Regions from separate parts of the Mus musculus genome. Here region 2 is linked to region 1. The links are chromatin loops, found by intact Hi-C in ENCODE. Cell type or tissue: left cerebral cortex. All regions are shown on one strand. Links, peaks and the distances in the headings refer to the core of each region. The heading gives the core; the rest is flanking DNA.

Region 1 (11,592 bases), core at 1,410-9,409:
AAGTTGTTGGAGTCAGTTTGTTGGAGTCTGCTCCATATACCAACACGTGTGTCTATGTGTATATAAAATGCTTGGGGCCTGCTTGTTAATGCTTTCCTCATCCATCCAATAGTCTGTCTGTCGGTCTGTGTGAAGTCACTGGAGCTTGTCTAAATTCCTTTCATCCAGCAATCAAGAATTTGTGCGCGCGCACATGTATGTGTGTATGAATTTTTCTCTTTATAGCCAGCCCCAGATAAGTTTTGCACACATCAGAACAAAGTATAATGACACCTATGCATGAAAATGCTATAACCAACTAGTATTTGTCTGCTAAGTTAAAACAACTAACTTTTAAAAATCACCCCAGTTTCTTCAAGGACTAAAAAGGAATACCTTTCTTTCTCAGTTTTTTATCAACTTGACAAAGCCTAGAGTTATCTGGGAAGGGAAACTCAGCTAAGAAGCAAGTCTGTGGGGTGTTCTGTGGTTAAAGGTCAGTGTGGGAGGGTCCAGTCCAGGGGGGACAGTGCCACCCCTGAGCAGGTAGACCTGGGAGCGATAAGGAGGCAGATGAGCGAGTCAGTAAGCATGTTTCTGTCCTTTCCTTCAGCTCCTGCCTCCAGTTTCTTGCTGATTTCCCTTCAGGACGGACGACAAATGTGAACTGAAATAAACACTTTCCCTTCATGATTGTGGTCAGGGGCTTACCACGGCAATAGACGTCGATGGTGACATAAACAGAAAACAACCTACCTTGGATCCATGCAAATACTGGGGCTGTGCGTTAGGCTGTTTGTCTCTTTGAAATTCCTGAGAAAATGGTAATACTGTCCGAACAAACCTAAGGGAGAAAGCATACAAGAGAAAATAAGGAAAACCAAATTTAATAGCAAATTCTTTAGCTCCAAAAGTTTTATTATGTATTGTAAATCTTTCTCATTGTTAACTGGTAACATCAAATAGGAAAATTCTAGTAAATCAAACCCCCCAGAATTAAATATATATAAATTCTCTAAAATGCCATAAATAATAGTAAATCCAAGCCAGAGTAGGAACCTCTGTTGTCCTTCTACCTATAAACACATCTTCTAGTTCACAAAGGCCTACTAGCATCAAAACTATCTTGAATGTAATACAGTACTTGATACCTATAATGAACACATTCTTGGCTTTGGGATGTACCAGAAACAGGGGAAGACAGGAGTCTACAACATGAGTGGTGACATCCTGGGTACTTAGAGCACTAGTTTTGGACTATGAAGAAGCCAAGTAAAATATGTTTAACCCAATTCAGTCAAGACTGCATCTAGAAAACGACATTAAATTTCAAGCAAAAACTTTCAAATTCCTGTTGAAACACAGGGCTGGAGAGATGGCGCAGCAGTTAAGAGCACTGGCTGCTCTTTCAGAAGGCTGGGTTCAGTTCCCTGATAGCTCACAATCGTCTGGAACTTTGGTTTCAAGGGACCAAAGTCCTCTTCTGATCCTACATGCCCTAGGCACACATGTAACACCCACACAAACATGCAGGTAAATGTTCACACATGTAAAATAACACACACACAGGTTTGCGGATAATATACGCCTGTGAGCTTGGTGAACTCACATTGTAGTACAGCAAATTAAAAAGGAAGCACCTTTCAATAGTTAGCAGAGAAAGCAAGTGCATCCGAGAGGCCAGGAACCTGCCAGGCCAAGGGTTTCACAGAGAGAATGCGGTTAAGGGGCCAGATTCTCGCCTACTGACCGGTAGGTGTCAGACCCTAGTAACAGTGGGCTGCAAATCTTCTCAATTTGTATTCGGGAAAAACAAAACAAAACAAAGCAAAAACCTCTGTATGTCATCTTTCAAAAGGATAGTATGTATCCACGCTGCGGCATGGTGATATCAGAAAAGTCCCACATACCCTCAGGCATTTGAACCTTTGGTCCCCAGTCAATGGCGCCATCAGGGTAGGTACTGGGGTGGGGCTTTGATGTTTCAAAGTCTGTTTCATATCTCAAGATGCAAGTCCTCATCTTGCTGCTCCAGCTGCCATGCCTGCCTGCTGGCATGCTTTTCCACCATGAAGGTGATGGACTCTTAACCCTCTGAAAGTTTAAGCCCAGACAACCCCTTTTTTTATTAAGCTGCCTTGGCCACGATGCTTTATCACAGCAATAGAAGTGTAGTGGATGCACCCGGCATACACAATGCTCACTGATGGCCTCTTGGATCACACCTGGGTCTACGCTAAAGAGAAACCCTCAGAATAAGACTGGCATGAGAGAAAGACCAACCGTATGACGTGACCAGAGAGTGAGGATGTAGGCTGGGTGACAGCAGAGGACGATGTGGGAGGGCAGTTGCTGGTGTTTTAGTGAGCCTGGTCACGTGATAAGAACCACTTGGCCTCTGCTGGCACAAATCTTCCTGTCCATATCAGATGCTTCAGTACTAGGAAGGTAACACATCTCCAGGACGGAAAGCAGCCCAGTCACTACCACTAGGAATCTCATGAAAATCTACTACCTGGGCAGAGATTTTTCCTGAATTCAGCCAGCTGGTCAGTGAATGGTGGACCTCAGGACCTGAATCACTAATCACTAGTACTAAAATGACGGCAGTCTTGTGAAATACTATGCCCTCGGGTACTAGAGTTCATCGGGGTTGTCAAAATCCCTGAATAGGGAAATTGTTCAGCACCAACCCCCACAGCTGTAGCTGCACACTAACTTGAAAGTCAAGTCTCAGCACTTCATTGCCCCGTTTTGAGCTGAGCCAGCAGTTCCCTTCCACGTCTGACTCGATAAGCTCGGTGAGTTTCCTCAGTTACAGCTACACTGTTTTGACTAAACTTGCAAATTTGCCACTATTAACTTCAATATTCTTTCCACTCCAGCGATAAGCTCTTACTAGAATTACAACTATAAGGACATGTGACATCATGCCACAGTTCACAGAGGCCATTCTCATTTTGTTCAGCAATTTTTTCCCTCCCAGCTTTGCATCAGATATTTCCCGCTGTAACAATTTTGAATTCAGTGGCTTTCTGCAAAATAGAATCTAACATTTAGCTAAGCAAATGGAGTTTTCACTTCTGATTCTGTGTTTACAGTATTAATTCAGTCCATTCTCTTCTATAAAATCATTATCTCTGTTATGTTTGACTTTCTTAAATCTTTACGGATAATTAAATGGCTAACACTCTTATCTTCTGACCATACTTGGCACTGTCATCTCTGCCTGTGTTTTATGACCTGATTTTTCCCTTCATTATAGGTCACCTTTTTCTGATACTGGGCTAATTCCAGATTGGGTGCGGACACTGTAATATCTTCTTATTGGGTTCTGTTTTCTTTTAGAGTGTTGATTTTGAGGCAGCGAGCAGCAAAGTTTATCTGCATATCAAGTAAACGTTTAATGATTTGTTTATGGTACTTTTATGGGAAGGCAAAGCAGGCAGTAGTTTAGAATTTAGACTAAGGCAAGAGACTTTACAGATTCTATCAAGTGCTGAAAAGGACAGCAAATGATCCATCTTGCTACGAGCTCTGTGAATTACTCAGACTCCAGCTCCCTAGCACCACAGAGCTCATGCTGGTTTCAAGAGCTGCTTTTGTGAGAGTGCCACCTCTTCCACATTTGACTCTACACATCCCAGCTGTCTGAGCTTCCCCAAGCTCTACTGTGTTTCGTCCTGCAGCAGGATTCCCAAGCTCTACCCTGACTGACCTTCTCTGGACTTTGCTCAGAATGTGCTTCTAGACAGGAAGCTAGGACAGCCAGGAGACATTTCTCTTGTTTCCTTTATGCAGAGCAAATGACCTGTGTGTTTTGTCCAGTTGTCCTCTTATTTAAAGAAAAGGAATAAATAGACTCTGCTCCTCTTCCTGTAAGGTAACTTTAACCCATTAGTACCTATATACTTTTCATCTAAAGCCAAGATACCAAAAACAAATACTGAACTATAGAGGGAAAGTTTGTTTTACAGCAGTCAGAATCAGCAATTCTTAAAGTATTTTGCCTTTCGTGTAATTAACTGGACAAGTCACCATAATAAGAGAAGGGATCTTTTCCGTGTTTAAGGAAGTTCAAAAACACAGAGTGATGATTCAAATGAATATGGTGGTACTGAATTGCAACCGGAGATACCAGAATGTACTCAGTTTTAAGATATAGATAACTGTATAGGAATAAAATACAAGTATACATAAATACTACAAGTTAAAATGGGGCCATCCAAAAGATATTTTCAAACTCCTTTTCCATAGCACAGAAGGTAGAAATAGGGCCATTACTCATGGACTTGGTGATAAGATCAGGAGCTGAGAGTAAGGCCCCTGATCTATATGGCCATTGTCCTTACAAGAAGAAAATAAGGGTCAGAGAAAGAGATTCAGAAGGAGATAGTTTCATGGTAAGTGCAAGTCCTGGCATGATACTGCTACAAACCATGGAGTGTCAGGAACAGTTGCTACATGAGCTAGCGAGAGTCAAGCAGAGATTCCACCCAGAGTCTAAAAGGGAAGTGTAGCTTGCTGACACACTGTTTTGGACTGTAAGAAAACACTTCTCCATTTAACAGCAGCCATAGAAAGCTAAAGCAGTGAGCATATAAATACTCCCTAGTGTTACCACCTAAAGGCTCTACAACAGTGACATCCTAGTACCAGTGAGCACACCAACTACCCACACACTCCATCTTGTGGTACAGAAGATAAAGTGGTACTTATAAAACAGTGGGGATACACATACACCATTGTAATGATAGGTGCTCATGGTGCTGATTACAGAAATCAACTGAAGACACAAACTCTAAGGTGGAATCCCTGATTATACTTATAATCATCAACAAAGAAAAGAATGTTAACTTGGACAATGCTCATTAATATTTGCAAAGGAATGAAGGAATTAGAAACTCACTCTTCAACCACCAAAGGACAAATAAGCATTTGTCACAGATGCTGAAACTAGTGGGTTAGATACCTACAAAGTATGACTATTAAGTAGTCTCAGTTGAGTTACCTACAAAATCTAAACAGAAAAGTGGTAACTGCAAAGTGGAGAAACTTCGGAGCAATGACCTGCATCAGACTCAGAAGTCAACTTGACCAGTGGTAGACCTATCATCTTAAGAGAATATCCTCTTCCTGGTAATCTTCACACAAAGAGAACACACTGGTCGCAGGGAAATTCCATTCTGCCAACCGGTGTATGAAATATGAAACAACCGTTCTACCACCAAACTGACTGCTTTATTCCCATTGATACAACAGGAAGAAGGTAAGTGGGAAGGAAGGCATTCCTACACTCTCATGATCCTCAACACTTCAGATAGAAACATGGAAGCAGAATCACCTGCCACGAAGGGAGACTAAAAGTAGGCAGTACAGTTCCAGCAGCCATTCCAACGCACATGAGATCCTGTCTACAGGCACAACTAAGTGAGCTGGCACAGTCCTGGCTCTCCCACCTCAACAGCCAGTCTTTCACCAGTGGTCTATTTCTACATGAAAAGTGATGACCATCTGGCCAAGTCCTGGCCCAGGGCTATCCTTGTAAATAGAAGAAAGCAGGAAGGCCTGAGAGACCAGAACATGAGAAATCACAGAGGAAAAAGGAGGGATAGAGTTAAAGGGGGAAGTCTGGAAAGTCACGGCAGAAGATCACCCGCTGTAGATGCACCTGTACTGGAGTGTCCAAACATGTCTGTGATACTAAGGCCATGCTTACCGGTTGGTAGAGCCATTATAGCAGTAGTTGGGCAAGAAGTCATAGTTTAGCTCCCAGAAGACGTGGAGGGTAATTCTTCCATAAGGTGCAGACACGTTGTGGTTGGCTTCCCGGAACATGGCATCAAAGCTGTCCAGTGTGAGGTACCTGCTCAACAGCTTGTGTGTCATACGGTTGATTTCTAAGAGTCCATCTAGCTCCTACAGGATCATAGAGACAAGGATGTGAGATGAGGTGGGCCATCCAGGAAAGTTCCTAGGAGGACTAGTACATGGGGGGATACAGACAGTGGAAGGTTGCAATGAGGTGGCCACCAAGATGTGGGCCATAACCACATGAAATTGGACTTTTGTAGGTGGCCAGAGTTTGGTACTCAACTTAAGCTCCTCCTTCTATAGTCATAGCCACTGGGCTCTGGTCTTTTCTCCTCTATGGTCACTTTCACACATCCACTACTGCCCACAAGCCACCACCTACTTGGGCAAAGGCAATTTGGACAAATCACTACCTAACACCTGTCAATGTACTATCTAAGTCCTAAGCTCTGTCCCCCCCACCTGTATATAACCCAACTGGTGTTGGACACTTTGGGTCAGTTTTCCCAAGTAATAAACTCCATATAGACAAACCCAAGTAATATACTCTGTGTGTGTGTGTGTGTGTGTGTGTGTATATATATATATATATTCCTTGACTTACAATGGAGATATATCATGATAAAGTAATTGTAAGCAGAGATATCAGTAGGTGATAAGTGAATTTACTATACTTAGCCTTTGCAATATTATCATTACTTAGGCCAGTTGCTTAGCCTATAGTTGGGACAAAATCATCTAACACAAACTTTTATAATAATATATATAAATTCTTCCTTTCAGTCTCTTCATTTCATTCTTCTCTAAAGTGGAGTCTGTAGATTTTATCTTTGTCCTCAGTGGGTGTAATTTATTTAAGATCAGGATTATTTTCTCTTTTAAGTTAATGTAAATTACAAATACTAAGACTAGGCAGTCATATGATACTTGACATGTTCAGTCAGTTCCCATCTTTTATTGCCTACTCAAGAACTGACCTACGATTAATTTAACTTATCAATAGAAAGGGAAAAAATAGTTCTAGTACTTACGACTACTGATGTTAAATCTTCACTTTCAAACCGTCCAATTGCCAGTTCTAGAGATTTGTACATGGCTGCTGAAACGCGCTGTGTAATCAGACGGTTGAGATCAATGGATCTCCCGAGCAGCTAGAGGAGAGAGAAGGCAAGGGATAGCAAGGGAAAGAATAAGCACAAGGCCTGGTGGGACGCATCAGTAGGGAAAGGCGCGATCGCCAAGCCTGACCTCCTTATTTCAATCTCTGGGACCCAAATAATAGGAAGAAATAAGAGACTCATGAAAGATGTCCTCTGATCTCCACATACACTCCACAAGCCCTCACCAAAAACATATAAAGAAATATTTTTTTTTACAAAAAGGAAACACAAAGATTTTTAAAAACAACAAAAACAAACAAGCAGCAACATAAAACACCCAAGACATCTATATCAAAAGAAAATACAAAAAATTCTGTGTGTGTATGTGAGAACATGTGTGTGCATTCACTCACATGAATACACACAAGTGATGTTTAAGCTGGTAGCCAAGTCTACAGAGATGCTGGACTCTACCATTGAGCCTCAAGCCAGACGATACCGGGCCTACTACTGTATTCAGAGTCTGCAATGGAGCAAGGTACTATTTAGTACATCACTATTTGCTGTTTTAGTGATACACACACATAGAAAATATAAATTCTGAATATGGGAGAAAAGATGCCTGGTTCGTCTTCTTGAGTCTGCCTTATTTAGCTTATATGGTGATTCCCACTTCTTTTTCCCTGTAGATTTCATTCTTATTCTCAGGTCAATAAATTTCTATTTTATATAGATACCACTTTTGTTTTCTTAATTCACCCGTCAGTTGACAGGCTAGTTCTATACCTTGGCTATTTGAATAATGCTTCAGTGAACATAGATGCACAAGTATCTCTGTGGTGTGCTTATTAATGCTCCGCGTGTGATCTTTATTCATGTAAAGGTCTGAATGCGGGGCTCTTGGAGAAGGAGCAACTCTCCCAGACTGGACCTGTTTCTTAGAAGCCAATGAGGGTTCAGAGAGCTGCAATTTCACCCATGTAGTTAAGGGTTGTCCAATATAAAATGTAACCTTCTTATACACAGTATAAGTATAAACCTAACATTTCAAGCTAAGGTGGGAAGCCCAGTAGTGTAAGCTGAGCCTTGGGCACATAAGAAGCCCTCTTTAAAGCTGTTTGTCAGGGTTGTACAAGCGACTCCCAAAACCTCCTAAGCAGAGGCGGGAGCTAAGTCCCTATTGCTGAAGACATCATGCACTTCAACCACAAGTCCCAAAGTACTTGACTCAAAGCCTTCCTCCCTAAGAACTAACTTCCATAGAACCAGAAGATGCCATACAAGTGTCCCAAGGAGGAGGCACCCGAAAGTCTCACCTAACATTAACTTATGAGTCACAACGACCAAAACCATGGCATAAGACCTAAGGGTACAATAGTGGCACACAAACCTTGGCAGTAACCAGCAGCTAACTCATTGGACTTAAGACCCACTCAACAGGAGGGGAATTATGCCAGGTACTGGAAACCTAGCCAACTACCCAGAACTAATGAAGTCATGGATCTCAGAGGAAAACCTGTAACTGCCAGTTTTTATTAAACTCATATATTCCCTAACTAAATTCTCACAGGTAAGTGCAGTTCTCACCCCTTGTCAAGAAAATGTCTCAGGGCTGGAGAGATACCTTGGTGGTTAAAGAGCATTGTCTGCTCTTCCAGAGATCCTGAGTTCAATTCCCAGCGACCACAAGGTGGCTCACAACCATCTATAATGTGATCTGATGCCCTCTTCTGGCATGCAAACGTACATGCAGATAGAACACTCATACATAAAATAAATAAATGAATCTTTAAAGAGAGAGAAAACTTCTCTTTGCAACAGACAAGAGACCATTACAGAAAAACAGAACCAATCAGAACACAGAGTTATAGAGCTTAGTCCCAAATGATATATCTATAACATAATTCCTGCACTAAGGCTCAGGATTGTGGAAAAGTAGTCATAATGATTATAAAAGAACAGAGAGTTTGCAGTGAGATTGTGTCTCCTATAAATGTCAGAGAAGCATACCCACAAAGTCTCATCAACATGGCTGCCTAAATGTGACCTGAACAGGGATGACACAAATAGATAAGCTAACATGAAAAGGGGAACGCTTATGAGGGAGGCCTGACCCCTACACAACTAAGAAAGGCTGAGAACGGAAGAAATCGTCTTCCCAGGGAAGAACACAAAAATTGGCTATCCAGTACCAAACGGTTAGCCCTGAAAAATACAAAATTTATTATATATTTAAAGAGAGAGAAAGAGAGAGTAAAGAAAAAGGAAATGAACTTGAATTTGAAAGAGCAAGTATTTGGGAGGCTTTGGAAAGAGGACTTGGAAGAGGGAATTGATGTAAGTATATTATAATCTGCGGTAGTTTGAATGATGATAGCCCCAGGTTCACAAGATTAAATACTTGGTCCCCAGTTGGTGGAAGTGTTTGAGAAGGACTGTGCATAGCTTTGTTAGAAGAAGTGTATCATTGGGGGAAAGGCTCTGAGGTGAGGTTTCTAAAGACCTATGTCATTTCCAGAGTTTTACCTCTGCCTAGTGGCTGTGCCATCAGATGTGGGCTCTCAGCTACTACTCCAGTATCATGCAAAACTGCCACATTCCCTGCCCTGATGGTCATAAAATCTAACCCTCTGAAAGCATAAGCCCTAAATAAATGTTTTCTTCTCTATGCAGCAATAGAAAAGCCTTTAAGAAAAAAAAAAAAAAAAAAAAGACTAGCTTGGGCAACCCTGAGATCTCAGAGAGAAGTGGTTATGGAAGGAAAACCACAAAACACCTTAATACTTTGTTATGACATTCACATGCAACAATACCTGTCAGAATCTGGCTAGCTCTAAGGCAAACCAATCATTTCCAAGCCCCACTTCAGCAGAGTCCCTCAGCTCACCTGCACGTGCCTTTGCTTCAACAGCGTCTCATAGCGGTTAGATGGGGGGAGGTGGATCGTGGCTCCCTGATTTTTGCATTCTGACCGTAACCTTTTGTCAAGAAGCAAACTGGTGCAGAAGAAAGGCAGGACATTTGTCATACACTGTTCATTTTAACAGAAATCTCAAACCAAATTATCCAAGATTCTGCATGGGAATCACAAACGAGACACTTACCTTCCTGCCATAACCTTGTAATATGCAAATATCTGGTCTGCTAGTTTATAAACAAATTGGTCAAAACACAGATTCACCTGGCAAAAAGCAAACCCATGTTAGATCTCAACTCCTGAAACCAGGATCAAATCACAACTCAAAAACAAATGTTTCTGCTTTTCCTTGCTTATTTTGCTGTTGTTTTAAGCAAGCTTTGATTCATTATATGTCACAAGTGAACATTGAACTCAAGGTCCACTAGACTCAGCTTTTTGGATCCTTGGATTACAGGCATTAATTATGTGCCACTATTCCTAGCTTCAAACTCCTGCTTCAACACAAGGTGGGGCTCTCGTTTTGGTTTTTCAAGGCTCGATTTCTCTGTGTAACCCTGGCAGTCTTTTTTTTTTTTTTTTTTGGTTTTTCGAGACAGGGTTTCTCTGTGTAGCCCTGGCTGTCCTGGAACTCACTCTGTAGACCAGGCTGGCCTCGAACTCAGAAATCCGCCTGCCTCTGCCTCCTGAGTGCTGGGATAAAAGGCGTGCGCCACCTCACCCGGCCCTGGCAGTCTTGAAACTTGCTCTGTAGACCAGGCTGGCCTTGAACTCAAGAGATCCGCTTCCTTCTGCCTCTCATGTGCTGAGATTAAAGGCATGTACACCACTACCTGGCTTGAGGTCCTTATTAGAAAAGAAAGTAGAGATGATCTTACTGTCCAACAGAGCATATAAAGTGTGCTGTGACCAGGGATGACCACCATGCCAGCATAGAAAATTAGATGGGAACACCACTGAGAAAAGGCCAGGCACGGTAGGAAGCACATTTCTGTCACAGCACCTATGTAGCTGAAGAGGATGAGTTCAAAGTTGAAGATATGCTACGTACTATGTTCAAAGTACATGATCTACTTGAGAAAATGATCCTTGTGAAATCCAGCGCAACCTGCCCTGAATATGCCAATAAACTGATTATATACTGAAGATGGCGGCTGTGGCAGGCAGGAAGGTTGCTCTTTCCTCGGTTGTTCAGAATATGAGTGCTACTCCCAGGGGTATTTCTACTTTGGCAGTTTTCAGGCCTACTGCTTCTAGAAGAACCTGCTTGACAGACACACAGTGGTCTGCCTCTGCCCAGGCAGAGTTTGCCTTTAGCATCAGTTGCTCATTCCATGCCCCAGCTGTTCAAAGAGCTGAGTCTTGAAGACTGTAATCGGAAATACTTGCTGTCTGTTTTCCAGCCTTTGGATCTCACATTTGTTTCCTATGGATATCCTTGCTGTCAGTGATAAAGCCAATGACTTTCATGACTGTTAAGTAGTTTCAGTTTCAGATTTCCATCTTGCCCAAAGAAGAATGGTGGATCACTACACAAAGGAAGAATGGTGGTTTGGGCCACACGAATATGCTGTTGTCAATTTAACTAAGCAAATAGCCTGAGATTGCAGGGCACTGCTGAAGGTGCTGGCATTGCATTCAGAGGCCTCTTCATTATTGACCTTAATAGTGTCACCAAGCACCTGAGTGTCAATGACCTTTTGGTAGGAGCCACCTGGAGGAAACCCTCAGTTGGTTAAGGCATTCCAGTTTGTGGAAACCCATGGAGAAGTCGGCCCCAAC
Region 2 (11,592 bases), core at 1,799-9,798, 100 kb after region 1:
GCTCGACACAAGCTAGAGTCATCTGGAAAGAGGGGACCTCAGCTGAGAAAATGTGTTCCTCAGACTGGCCTGCAGGCGATGCTGTGGGGTATTTTCTGGATTAATGACTGATGTGGAGGCCCAGCCTATTAATGGTGGTAGTACCATTCTTAGGCAGTTGGTCCTGTGTTGTAAAAAGAAACCTGAGCGAGCCATGAGGAGCTCCTGCCTCTGCTCTGCTCTGCTCTGCTCCTGCCTTGACTTTCTGCCCTGGACTCCTTGGATGATGAACTATATAACATGGATGTATAAGTCAGACCTTTCCCTCCAAGTGTCCTTCAATGCTGCTGTTTTCACAGCAAGAGAAAGCGATCTAAGGCAGGAACTGTACCAGAGAGCAGACTATGGGTGTGCATGACCTGACTGCGCTGTTTTGTGTACCAGAGAGCAGACTATGGGTGTGCGCCACCTGACTGCGCTGTTTTGGGGAAGACTGTGCAAGGACTTTGGAACTTTGCTATGAAAGTCACTGAGGGGGGCTGGTGAGACGGCTCCTGCCATTATAACACAGCCTAATGAGCAGCTCACCCTATTGGGCAGATTTCCTGCAGATCAATAATCAAGATGTGTTTCATATAATAATGCTGTATAGATCTATTAATGACTTTCTAGAATTCCTGATTTGATTCAAATAATTTTAGGAAGAAAGTTTAAGGACATGGTTTTGTTCTGCCAAAGAGATGTAATAAAGGTAGAATCGAGACTAGAAAGGGCCTCTTCCTCATAAGGCAGTAAGCAAAGGCTGCATAGTGAGTAAAATGTGCTTTTATGAAGTGCACCAAGAAGACAAACAGGCCTGGGGCAAATTTGTGACGCAGGAAAATATTCATTCTAGGTCAGGCCCAAGGATGAGGCTACACGTTTGCACTACGATAAAGCAAGGCCATGTGAAACTGTTTTGGATTACGATGAGCCTGTAGAAATAAACACTGCTTTCAACTTATTATCAACACCCTTCTGTAACTCCCTTTTGTGTAACATTCTCTCTGTGAGGTAATTTTTTAAAAAGAACTTTTGTCTAAGAAGTTATAAAAATGCTGAGAGATAGAAAAAAAAAAGTGTGGTTGTTGGATGCCAGGCATGGTGGTGCACACCTTTAATCCCAGCTCTTGGGAGGCAGAGGCATGCGGATTTCTGAGTTCGAGACCAGCCTGGTATACAGAGTGAGTTCCAGGACAGCCAGGGCTACACAGAGAAACCATCTCGGAAAAGAAAAGAAAAAAAAAAGTGTGGTTGTTGGGATTCTGCTATATGTATGTATGTATGTATGTATGTATGTATGTATGTATGTAAATGTGTTTGCATGTATGCATGTGTACACTTGTAAAATTCACGAGTAGTTGGGTACAACACACACACACACACACACACACACACAGAGAGAGAGAGAGAGAGAGAGAGAGAGAGAGAGAGAGAGAGAGAGAGAGAGAATATGCACGACTTTCTCTCTATCCTGTTCTTTCTCACTGGCCACTAAGAGTTAAGAATGGACGAGAAGCCTGGCCCGATACTTAAGTTTTGCTATGGTCAGCACTATTAGTGGTAGTACTATAAATCCCCTTCAGGATTTGGGGTGGGGTTGGGGAGCGGGTGGCATGCAGGGGTGCAGGAGCCAGTTACTATCAGCACCGACCCCAATTGCTGATGCCACATCTTGCCTTCCTCAGTATACCTGGATATAGATCTGGCTTTTGACAAACTTGGTCATGTGTAAGTGTCTCTCCTGTGGTACTGGTTTTAAAGGCATGAGGACAAAATGGAGAGTAGCTGAGGCTTGTACCATAAGAAGCAAGGAGGGGCCATTGGTAAGAGTAGTCTCAGTTGCAGTGGAGACCCAGGATTTGACTGGGTCATGGAGAGAGGTGGAGGCTTGACACTTTTTGGCAGAACCAGACTCCCTATAGGGAAGCCAGGAGGCTACTGGGGAAAGTGCAACCTGTAGGAACTCCTGCATTAGAGACTCCAGAACACGGGGATAACTGCTAAGCACAGTAACATCTGTGAACTGAAGCTCACCTGAACTTATAAGGTGAGCTATGTGCTTTAAATGGCAAAACCCAAGAGGCAGAGATGCCTAAGCTCTTTGGAGCCCCCAAAATTGTAACTGGATCCCAGATTATACTATTAAGAGTTTCAGAGACAGGCCCAAAGAGGGATCCAGTTCAAGGATGGTCCCAAGGTCTGACACTATTACTGAAGCTATGAAATGCTCACAAAAAGGGATCTATCATGATTGCCCTCCGAAAGCCCCAACAAGCAGCTGAAAGAGTCAGAGGCAGATAGTTGTACCCAACCAATGGACAGAAGCAGCTGACCCCTGTTACTGAATTAGGGAAGGCTGAAAGAAGGTGAAGAGGAGGGCGACCCTGTAGGAGGACCAGCAGTCTCAATTAATCTGGACCCCCGAGATCTCTCAAACACTGGACCACCAAACAGACAGCAATCACCAGCTGATATGAGGCCCCTAACACACATACAGTAGAGGACTTCCAGGTCTGTGTTCATTCAGAGATGAAGCACCTAACCCTCAGAGCCTGGAGGCCCCAGGGAGTTTAGAGATCAGGTGGGGTGGGGAGGAGGTGTGGGATGTGAAGCAGGTGGATGGGGAGGGGCAGGGAATGGAATATGAAGTGTAAAAAATGAATTACAAATAAAATTAAATAAAAAAAAGAGTTTGATTTTGCTTTGCTCATACTATGCGGGTGCCCTGATTCCTCCCTCTCAGAGTAAGATGTAACTTATTTTGCGCATACAGGAGGACTTGATAGTTAGATTGTGGATTTTAGAGACACTTTATGTTTTAAAGAGACTGAATTTTTGAAGTTATACTCTTTTGTGTTGTTAGGATAAGATCTTAGAGATAAACAAGAAAGCCGAGGTTATGGCTTAATACTGACATACTTGTGTGTCAAATAGATAAGGGGTCAACTGTGCTGGTTGGCTTTTGTCAAGTTGACACAGCTAGGGTCATCAGGAAGAGGGAACCTCACTTAAGAAGAGGCTTCCATCAGATTGCCCATAAGCAAGTCTGTGGGACATTTTCTTGACTAATGATTGATGTGGAAGGTTCCAGTCCCTCTGGGTGGTGTCACCCTAGGCATGTGGCCTTAGGTTGTTTAATAAAGTAAGCTGAGCAAGCTACAAAGAATAAGACATCAAGCAGCATTCCTCCATGCTGTCTGTTTCAGTTCGTGCCGTTAGGTTCCTGCCTTAAATTCCTACTTTAGTTTCCCTCAATGATGGACTTGTAAGTTCAAGTGTTTAAGTTTAAGCCAAATAATCCCCTTTTTCCTCTAGTTGCTTTTGGTCAATGTATTTATCAGCAACTGAAAGCAAATGCAAACTAAGACATCTCCTTGAATGAAGATCAGATTTTGAACCTGACACAGCCAAGGCAGAGGCATATGGCTGCACTGGCTACACAGTACCATTGTAAGATGTCAACCAAGAATGAGAAAATGGGGCTGGCTACTTGGCTTAGTGGAGATAGTGCTGCCAAGCCTGTTAACCTGATAACCTGACTTTGATCCTACCAAGTTCTTCAAGTCCTCCGACCTCCACAGGCATGCTGTGGCACATGCGTTCCCACCTCTACTCCCAAATAAGCAAGAAAGAATGAGAGAATTATTTTATTCTCCTTTGGCTACTAATAGGATAAATACTGCATAAATGAAAAAAGTCAAATCCGTCTATGTTCTGAACTTCAACATTTAAATGGAAAGAAGACAAGAGTCCCACCAGCCACTGGAACAAAGCAGTACCTTACCAAGCAGCCTCTAACTGGATTTGTTCTTCTAACACAATTCAGCCTAGTCTCTTGTGTTTGATAGGTCTTCCCATGCAGCCTAGCAACACCTCAGACTCATGCCCTCTTCCCTCAGCCTCTGACTTCACATGTTCACAACTATCTTAGCCACTTAATATGTAAGTTCAGAGCATTAAATACATTTATACTGAAAATGTCCCACCCCTAGCTCGTACAAGTCTGTTACACACTGTGACCACTTTAGACACTCCAGGTCATAGACTTGTGATCTCTTTCCTTTTTAAAAAGGGTCTCACTATGTAGCCCTTTCTACATGGGCTATACTTTCTCATACAGACCAGGCTGGCCTTCAACCCAAGAGACCTGCCTACTACTGCCTCCTGAGTACAGGGGTTAAAGGTGTGCACCACCATTCCTGGCTGTGTTTTATGTAAAGTCTTGTTTTGTTTTTTAAAATGATTATCTGTATAAGTCACATAGGTATTTTTCACTTCTTGCTTTCCTTTTGCTTCATCCTCCTGGCTCTTCTGGTAATTAAAGCTGGTAAGCCAGCCATACATTTGGAAGCTGTGGAACTTTGAACAACTGCCTGACATACCATGAGTTAAACATCATTTAACAAGGAATTATACAGGTTCTATCTTTTCATCATGCACTTTAGTTCACCCAAAAGTCCAACATACTGTTTGTTCAGAGGCTTCGCCAACATTGTCATATTCAAGAATGGCCTTGTACAGGGTGTTAAGCAGGTGAGATGCCCGGACGACATTGCGAGTATCAGGTGGAACTTCTGCCACTCCAGTACTAAACACTTTGTCCAGGACCTTTAGCTGCGCCAATCGAGGTGCCAACTTGTTCACCACTATTGCAAGTGTTATGGTTGTATCTGTTAAGTATCAACAAATCAAACTGAATAGCAAGAAAAGACATCTGTGACCAACATATAATACTGATGCTAATAATGCCTTTTCTTTGACATATGGAAAGGCACAGCCAGATGGAGGGTGGTAAGTTTTAATATCTTCTCTTGTTTTTTAAAGATTTATTTATTATGTATGCAGTGGTTTGCCTGTATGGATGCCTGTAGATCAGAAGAGGGCACCAGATCTCATAGATGGTTATGAGCCACCATGCAGTTGCTGGGAATTGAACTCAAGACCTCTGGAAGAGCAGCCAATGCTCTTAAACTCTGAGCAATCTCTCCAGCCCCTTAATATCATATCTTAATACCATTATCTTTAATATCATATCTTCCTTAAAGAAGGAATTTCCATAAGTCAGAGAGAAAAAGGTAACTCAGACAAAAATAATGTATATGGGAAGACATAAATCAGAAAAGAAAGACAAATGGTCTTTAATGTTATTACAAAGGGCACTGAACTTCATGTAAAGAACATAAACTAAAGCTACACACGGTAAAGCTACAAAGAGGTGGCTCAACCAAGTTCTCAGATGGCACTGACACAGCTCCTTACCCTGAACATCAAGGCACTGTACAGTTCTATACATGTGCTAAAGTGGCAGACTGCAAGGGCGCTATGCCGCCCCCACTGCTGGACCTGTAGTCCGGCTAATGCGCCGCAGTGACATGGCAGTCTCCTAGCTGACTCTATGTTATAATTATGGAGACAAGCAAACATGGGCACTCTTTGTGCTACTCTGTCCTTAATTAAACAAAATTAATTAACAAAACAGAAAATTACAGGTGGAAAAACAAAAAAAAACCACATACTCGTTGAACATTTTACACCTGTCATATTTGTAAAGAACAAAAGTTTAGTAATATATAACAAGACCCTGCCGGCAAGAGTATAAACTTCCCTATATTTTCTTGTAGAGAAATAAAGAAAAATCTAGCAAAAGTCACATGTTATTACATAAAGTCTTTGATGTATCAGCTCCACTGTGCATGTGTGTAACTGCTGCAATGTCTAAGAGGTAACCACTGCAGGTCCTGCCAACCGTAGAGTGGGCGCAGTCCCAGTGTCCAGCACGGAGAACTGGGGTGTGGTATGAACAAACAGTTTTCTGTAGAAGGGAACGAGGGAGCTCTCTCTAAAAGCATGTGCAGAAGCTGCCTGTCTGGCAGGGGAACTGGAACAAGAAAAATGATCACTGTAAGCTCTTCAGTAATTTTGGGTTTTTAGAGACAAATGTCTTAAAAATAAAATGTAAGGTAGCTTCAAAATTATTTAACATTTTTATTTCATTTACGTATTTGTGTGTGCGCGCGCACATGCATGTGTGTATTGGGGCCGGGGGGAGGTAGATGTGTGTGTGCCACAGTGCACATGTGGAGGTAGAGGAAAACTTGAAAGAACTGGTTTTCCCCTCTATTATGCTAGTCCTGCAGATTAAACTCAGGCTGTAAGGCTGGGTGGCAAGTGTCTTTATCTGTTGTGCTATCTCTCCAGGCCTAAAATCACTTTAAAAATGAATATATTTATAAGAATTACTTATTTGCCATGTAATTTTTAAATGTTTTATCAATAACTGAATAACTTTAAAAATATTCCAAGTGAGTTAGGTGGCTTTATGAATTAATAAAAAAGAAGAAGATGACCTACCACTACTGATAACACACTTCTCAATGTCTGTAAGCTCTTCCTTGAAGTTAATGAAGTATTTGTAGAGGGCCCACATGAAGGCCTGGTAGGTTCTAAAGGGAGCGTCAGGTTGCTTCTTAGGTATGGGGCCATTTCCCGGTGGTAGACTTTCAGAGCTGTGCCCCATGACTTCATCAATGAACTCCTGGAGCCGAAACACAACCTGGCCATACGCTGCTATTTGTTCCAGCACAGATCGTAAACAGCTCTATAACACAAGTCAAGTGTAAGTATTCAAAGCTGCCTTCTACACAGGTTCAATTGTAAAGAAACTGTGTGATACATGACAAAGGAACATAATGAGTTTAGTTCATATTTAAAAGAAACAGTGAACAATCAGTTCATACACACTACAGAATTACGGCTTATACTTTTTAAAAACACACATAAAGTACAGAAAAAAAAATCATTACAGTATCCAGCTTTCTCGATATAGAATATAAGAAAAAAAATTAAATAAAAATTAAATGTCACAAATATTTAAGAATTGGCTAAGCCCAGTAAGCACAACTTAATTTTGCTTTGTAGAGCTTTAAAATTTATTCAATAAATTTGATAATGTAAAATGCCCTAAAGGCATATCACCACCATTTAAAAGACTGCTTAATTTTAAATTTAATTTTTAAGCAACAACAGATACTTACATGTGTCAAGTGAGTTACAATAATATTGTTTCTCACAGTTACCTTCCCATCTATCAACTGAAATATAAACATCTTTTTCACCCCTGAAAGTAACCTGAAATGAAATAAAAAAAGATCAAGATCAATATGCTTGAAGTCTACTAAAATAATCATTAAAGTATAGTTGAGAATTTTATTTTGAAAATTCAGAATTGGGGGGCAAAATGGGTCAATTGCACGAAAATGGGAAGAGTGTCAAACTTCACAGGATTAAGACTCAAGATATTTATCTCACCATCATTTATAAGTTCAATCACCCCACCACCCCCGCCCCGAGACACACAGACAGACACACACACAGAAAGACACAGCCGCTAAATTCCTTAAGATACAAAGATACCCCTGCATGTTTAAAACTGTAAGAATCTTGATCGAATATTAGTACCATCTAGACCTCATCAGAGGCTGCAGTAGACTCACAGTGTTGGGTACAAGCATAGACAACTCTCACAGACACATTTCAAGTGAAAGAGTCAACAGCAAACCTTGCTTTAAATTCAGATATTCAAAAATGATGGTCTAACTCGATCCCAAATTATTTAAAACGGGAAAGAATTTATCAAAATTACACATGCTTCACAGTGAAACCTAAAGTCTGAAATTCATCCCTAAGGCCTGTTGCTAGCCTCCAAGTAGAATGAACATCTTGAGTCTATGCCTTAAACACAGAAGAAAACAATTTTACTTGTCACTAGTACAGCCTCCCAGGCTGATGCATCTTACCACAGGGTCTCCCGAATGACCTGTGTCTCAGTAACCACCACCCTGTCATCTGGCACGTACAGAGGGTCACTGCTGTACAGGTGTTGATCCCTATTAAAGAGCAAACATCAAAGGTCAACAGAAAAGTTTTAAGTAAAATTACTCGTCTCAATGACTATATGCAACTTTATACTCAGCAATGAACAAATAAACACAATAAATGCCTTAAGTTCACTCTATATTCGTTTTTCAGATTCACTGGAATCTTTTTAGTGAAGCATGTTCAGAGCAATTACAATTGTGTTTTGTCATTCAATCAACTGCTTAAAACTATGCAATTTTTTTAAAAAAATTAGTGTAATTTTATAGTAAGTGCACTCAAATGGAAATTAGATACAGGCTAGCATACACCAATCTACTTAAAATGAAGATAAACATAGTACCGTTAGTAATTTCATGATATTAAAATTAATTAGAAATTACTCAAGGGAGGTAAGACTTAGGTCAGCAAAACAGTGCTGTCTAATGTGTCTGAGACCTTCAATTCATTACCACCATGATGTTATGTGCACTCTTGCATACATTCCACTACACTTGTTTAAAACTAACAAGTTTACAATTCCAGACTTGATTTAAATCACAAATCAAAGTTGTATTTTTAACCATCAAAGTTTGTTCTGTCATTATATTAAACAAGAAGTTTAGCTTACCAGACAGCAGCTAAATTGGAGTGCAGATGTGCACTGTGTGGAATTCGGAAGCGCCTGGTTGTCCAGTACTGATGAACTACATGCTGTTCCAGCCAGCTCCGGCTATCTGGCTCATCTGCCACAAAAAGTGGAATACATATCAATCAATTTTTACAGTGACTAGGTACTTTCACCTCCTCCTGACCAAAAGTGTAGCTCCCTAGGGATGAAACTCTGTCTATGAGGGCTCTCCCATGGCCACAGTGTAGTCTGTGAGAAGGCTGATCTAGATTTACTCATGTTGTCACAAAGATAGAAGGTTTAAGAATTAGAAGGACCAGGTGGTGCAGTGCATGCCTTTAATGCCAGCACTCGAGAGGCAGAAGCAGATCTCTGAGTTTACGCCAAGTCTAGTCTAGTTAGTTCTAGGGTAGCCAAGACTACACAGAGAACCCTTGTCTTGAAAACCCAAAAGAATTAGGAGGGGATAAAACTGTTACTGCCCACAAATTAAAAAGCCCCCAAAAACCCAACAAACTACCAAATTTACAAGGAAGATTCACCAAGAATGTCCAACACAGACAAACCACAGAAACCAACAGTGTTCTTCTATACCTACGTAATCAAAGTAAAACAAATTGCTCAAGATCCACAACAATAAAAAATGCTAACAGGCGGGCCGGGCATTGTGGCACAGGCCTTTAATCCCAGCACTTGGGAGGCAGAGGCAGGTGGATTTCTGAGTTCGAGGCCAGCCTAGTCTACAGAGTGAGTTCCAGGACAGCCAGGGCTACACAGAGAAACCCTGTCTCAAAAAAACAAAAACAAAAACAAAAAGCAAAAAACAAAACAAAAAAATTGCTAAGAGACACAGAAAGCACTAGATGAATACTTGAGAATATAAAAGAGAACATGGCCAATAAAGACCTCACAAATCTTAAGAGGATGGGGTGGCTCAGTGGCAGAGTATGTTTACTTCCAAGAAAAGTCTAACAGAATATAAGATGATTAGAGAAAAATGGAGGTATTGTCAGCTTCCCCAAGTTAAATCTATACATTTTCTAAAACCCTAACTAAAAATCCAGCTGGAATTATTTGTCTCACTGCTTCTAAAATGTCCATAGAGTACAGGTTCACAAAGAGATAAGGCAATTTTGAAAAGCAGTGAAGGATAGAATATGTATTCTCTACATTAAGACAGAAAACCACAAGCTACAAAACACCAAGTCTGTCCCTGGGTAGACAAACACTAAAGTGGCAGAAGATCTGTAATAAAGTACAAAGGAGAACCTGATGCATAATCAAGATAAAACCATCAAACAATGATGTTGCTAGTCTTTAGTCTCATGGTATATAAAAAGCAGACTCTGGAGACATCTAATGATTCAAATGTGATCCTATCCAGAGTCTAGTCAGGAAAGTGTAGTCTTCATCTCTCATTAAGGAAAACTCTCTTTGCAACGGATGAAGACAACTATAGAAAAAGACATCCAACCAAAATGCAGATTTGTAGAGCCCGGTCCCAACTGATGCATCTTCAAGACTCCTGCATCTAAGGCTCAGAGACCACTGCAGAAGAGGAAGCAGAAAGACTGTAGAAAAACAGGGAGTTTGCTTTGCGGTTCTGCATCCTAGGAATGTCAGTAAATCCCCTCAGAAAGTCTCACCAACATGGCTGCCTGAACATAACCTGAACAAGGTCAACAACAACAGACAAGTTAATGTGCATCTGAGAAAGTTCATGAGATCTCAACCCTACACAAAGAACTACAAGCCACCAAGGAATGCGGAGAGCTTGGGGACGGGGGAGCCTTCCTCAGGACAGAACACACCAATTGGTGGTCCAATACCAAATGTAAATGGTCAGCCCTGAAAACATACATACAAATTAGCATTTAGTCTAAGTAGTTTGTATTCAAGTATGAGATAACAAAAAAGCCATGAATTTAAAAGAGAACAAAAGGAGGAGGCATTTGAGAGGGCTTGGAGAAAGAAAAGGGGTAAAAGATACAATTATTTTAATACCCTAAAAAAAAGGAAAATAAATCCTCCCCAAATGCAACAATAATAAAACAAGCCCTCACAAAAATACAGGAAAATGTTGGTTTTAAGCAAAAATTTCAAGACCAAACATTGACCACCTGAAAAATTGTTTTGTTTAAAGATTTTAAATGTTTCTTTATGTAACAGTTTGCGAGTGTGTGAATGTATGCGTATGCCTGCAGTGCGCGGAGAAGTTAGAAGAGGATGCTGGATCCCATGGAGTTGGATTACAGGCGGTTCTGAGCAGCTCACCTGGAAGCTGAGAACCGATCCCTGGTCCTGGGAGAGCAGCATGCTCTCTTAAGTGCTCAGCCACTTCTTCAGTGGCTAAAATTCACTGGTTTGATTGAAAAATATGAGGAACAGAGATTATTTTTGATTTAAGCAAGATGATTAAAGCTATCTGCAAAATGTTTAACTTGAGAACTAACATCAGCAAAGAAATGTAGCAGAGAAGGCAATAGATACAAAACCAAATGACGTGGGGCATGATGGTACACTTCTATAATCACAGCACTCGGGAGTCAGAGGGAAGAGAAGGGACTCAAAGAGACCCTGTCTAGAAACAACCCAAACTCCACTGGAACAAGTAAATGATGGCAATTATCAAGGAATACACAGAAGAATCAAGTCAACAACTATGTGAAGTCTTTAAAAAACAAGTTGTCAGCTAAGTGCAAACAGACAATTCCCTAGACCTAATTGAATACTTAGGAGATTATGGAGGCAGGAACTTAATATCAAAGCCGAATTCTCACACAAGAGCAGATGGAGCTGGGAACTTGGGGAGAAGAGGTAACTTGGGGCCTATCATCAAGGGAAAGTGTGTTGGAAATACAAACTGCAAACTTCAGACAGTTTAAGAACTAAGGAAGAGACGTTCCCACGCTAATATGGACAGATCTTAGCAGATCTAAGGAAAGGTAAGCAAACAAGATTTACATATAAATGCCAGTTATGTAATTTAACATACCAATAGGCTAAATGTTTGCAATGCAGAACAATGACTGACATATAGACAGCAAATAAATTAGAACAGTTGTTTAAAACAGGAAAGGGGTATT

What was found. A loop is a pair of places that touch in the nucleus more often than their neighbours do. Peaks named below come from ENCODE experiments on the same cell type or tissue, not always from the same donor. Only the 100,000 strongest peaks of a DNase experiment are listed, where the experiment ranks them.
Region 2: a loop joins it to region 1, with 3 times the contacts of the local background. A loop is called at or near these places in 5 of 42 quality-filtered maps.

What each region holds. Positions count from the first base shown.
Region 1 is chr7:55,902,671-55,914,262 of GRCm38, reverse strand. It overlaps Cyfip1 (cytoplasmic FMR1 interacting protein 1), which reads right to left. Exons shown (of 31, transcript NM_011370.3): 19 at 9,998-10,074; 20 at 9,781-9,889; 21 at 6,825-6,944; 22 at 5,699-5,898; 23 at 736-823. It also overlaps the pseudogene Gm17907. Among named protein-coding and RNA genes, the nearest start is that of Nipa2, 54 kb to the left of the region's middle. In left cerebral cortex, for the core only: CTCF peaks have their summits at 4,680 and 8,624 (motif pointing left); DNase peaks (open chromatin) are centred at 2,700 and 4,493; H3K27ac peaks cover 774 bases.
Region 2 is chr7:55,801,610-55,813,201 of GRCm38, reverse strand. Tubgcp5 (tubulin, gamma complex associated protein 5) reads right to left here. Exons shown (of 23, transcript NM_146190.3): 7 at 8,507-8,621; 8 at 7,818-7,907; 9 at 7,056-7,149; 10 at 6,373-6,619; 11 at 4,489-4,691. Among named protein-coding and RNA genes, the nearest start is that of Tubgcp5, 13 kb to the right of the region's middle. In left cerebral cortex, for the core only: no CTCF peak of the experiment used is centred there; no DNase peak of the experiment used is centred there.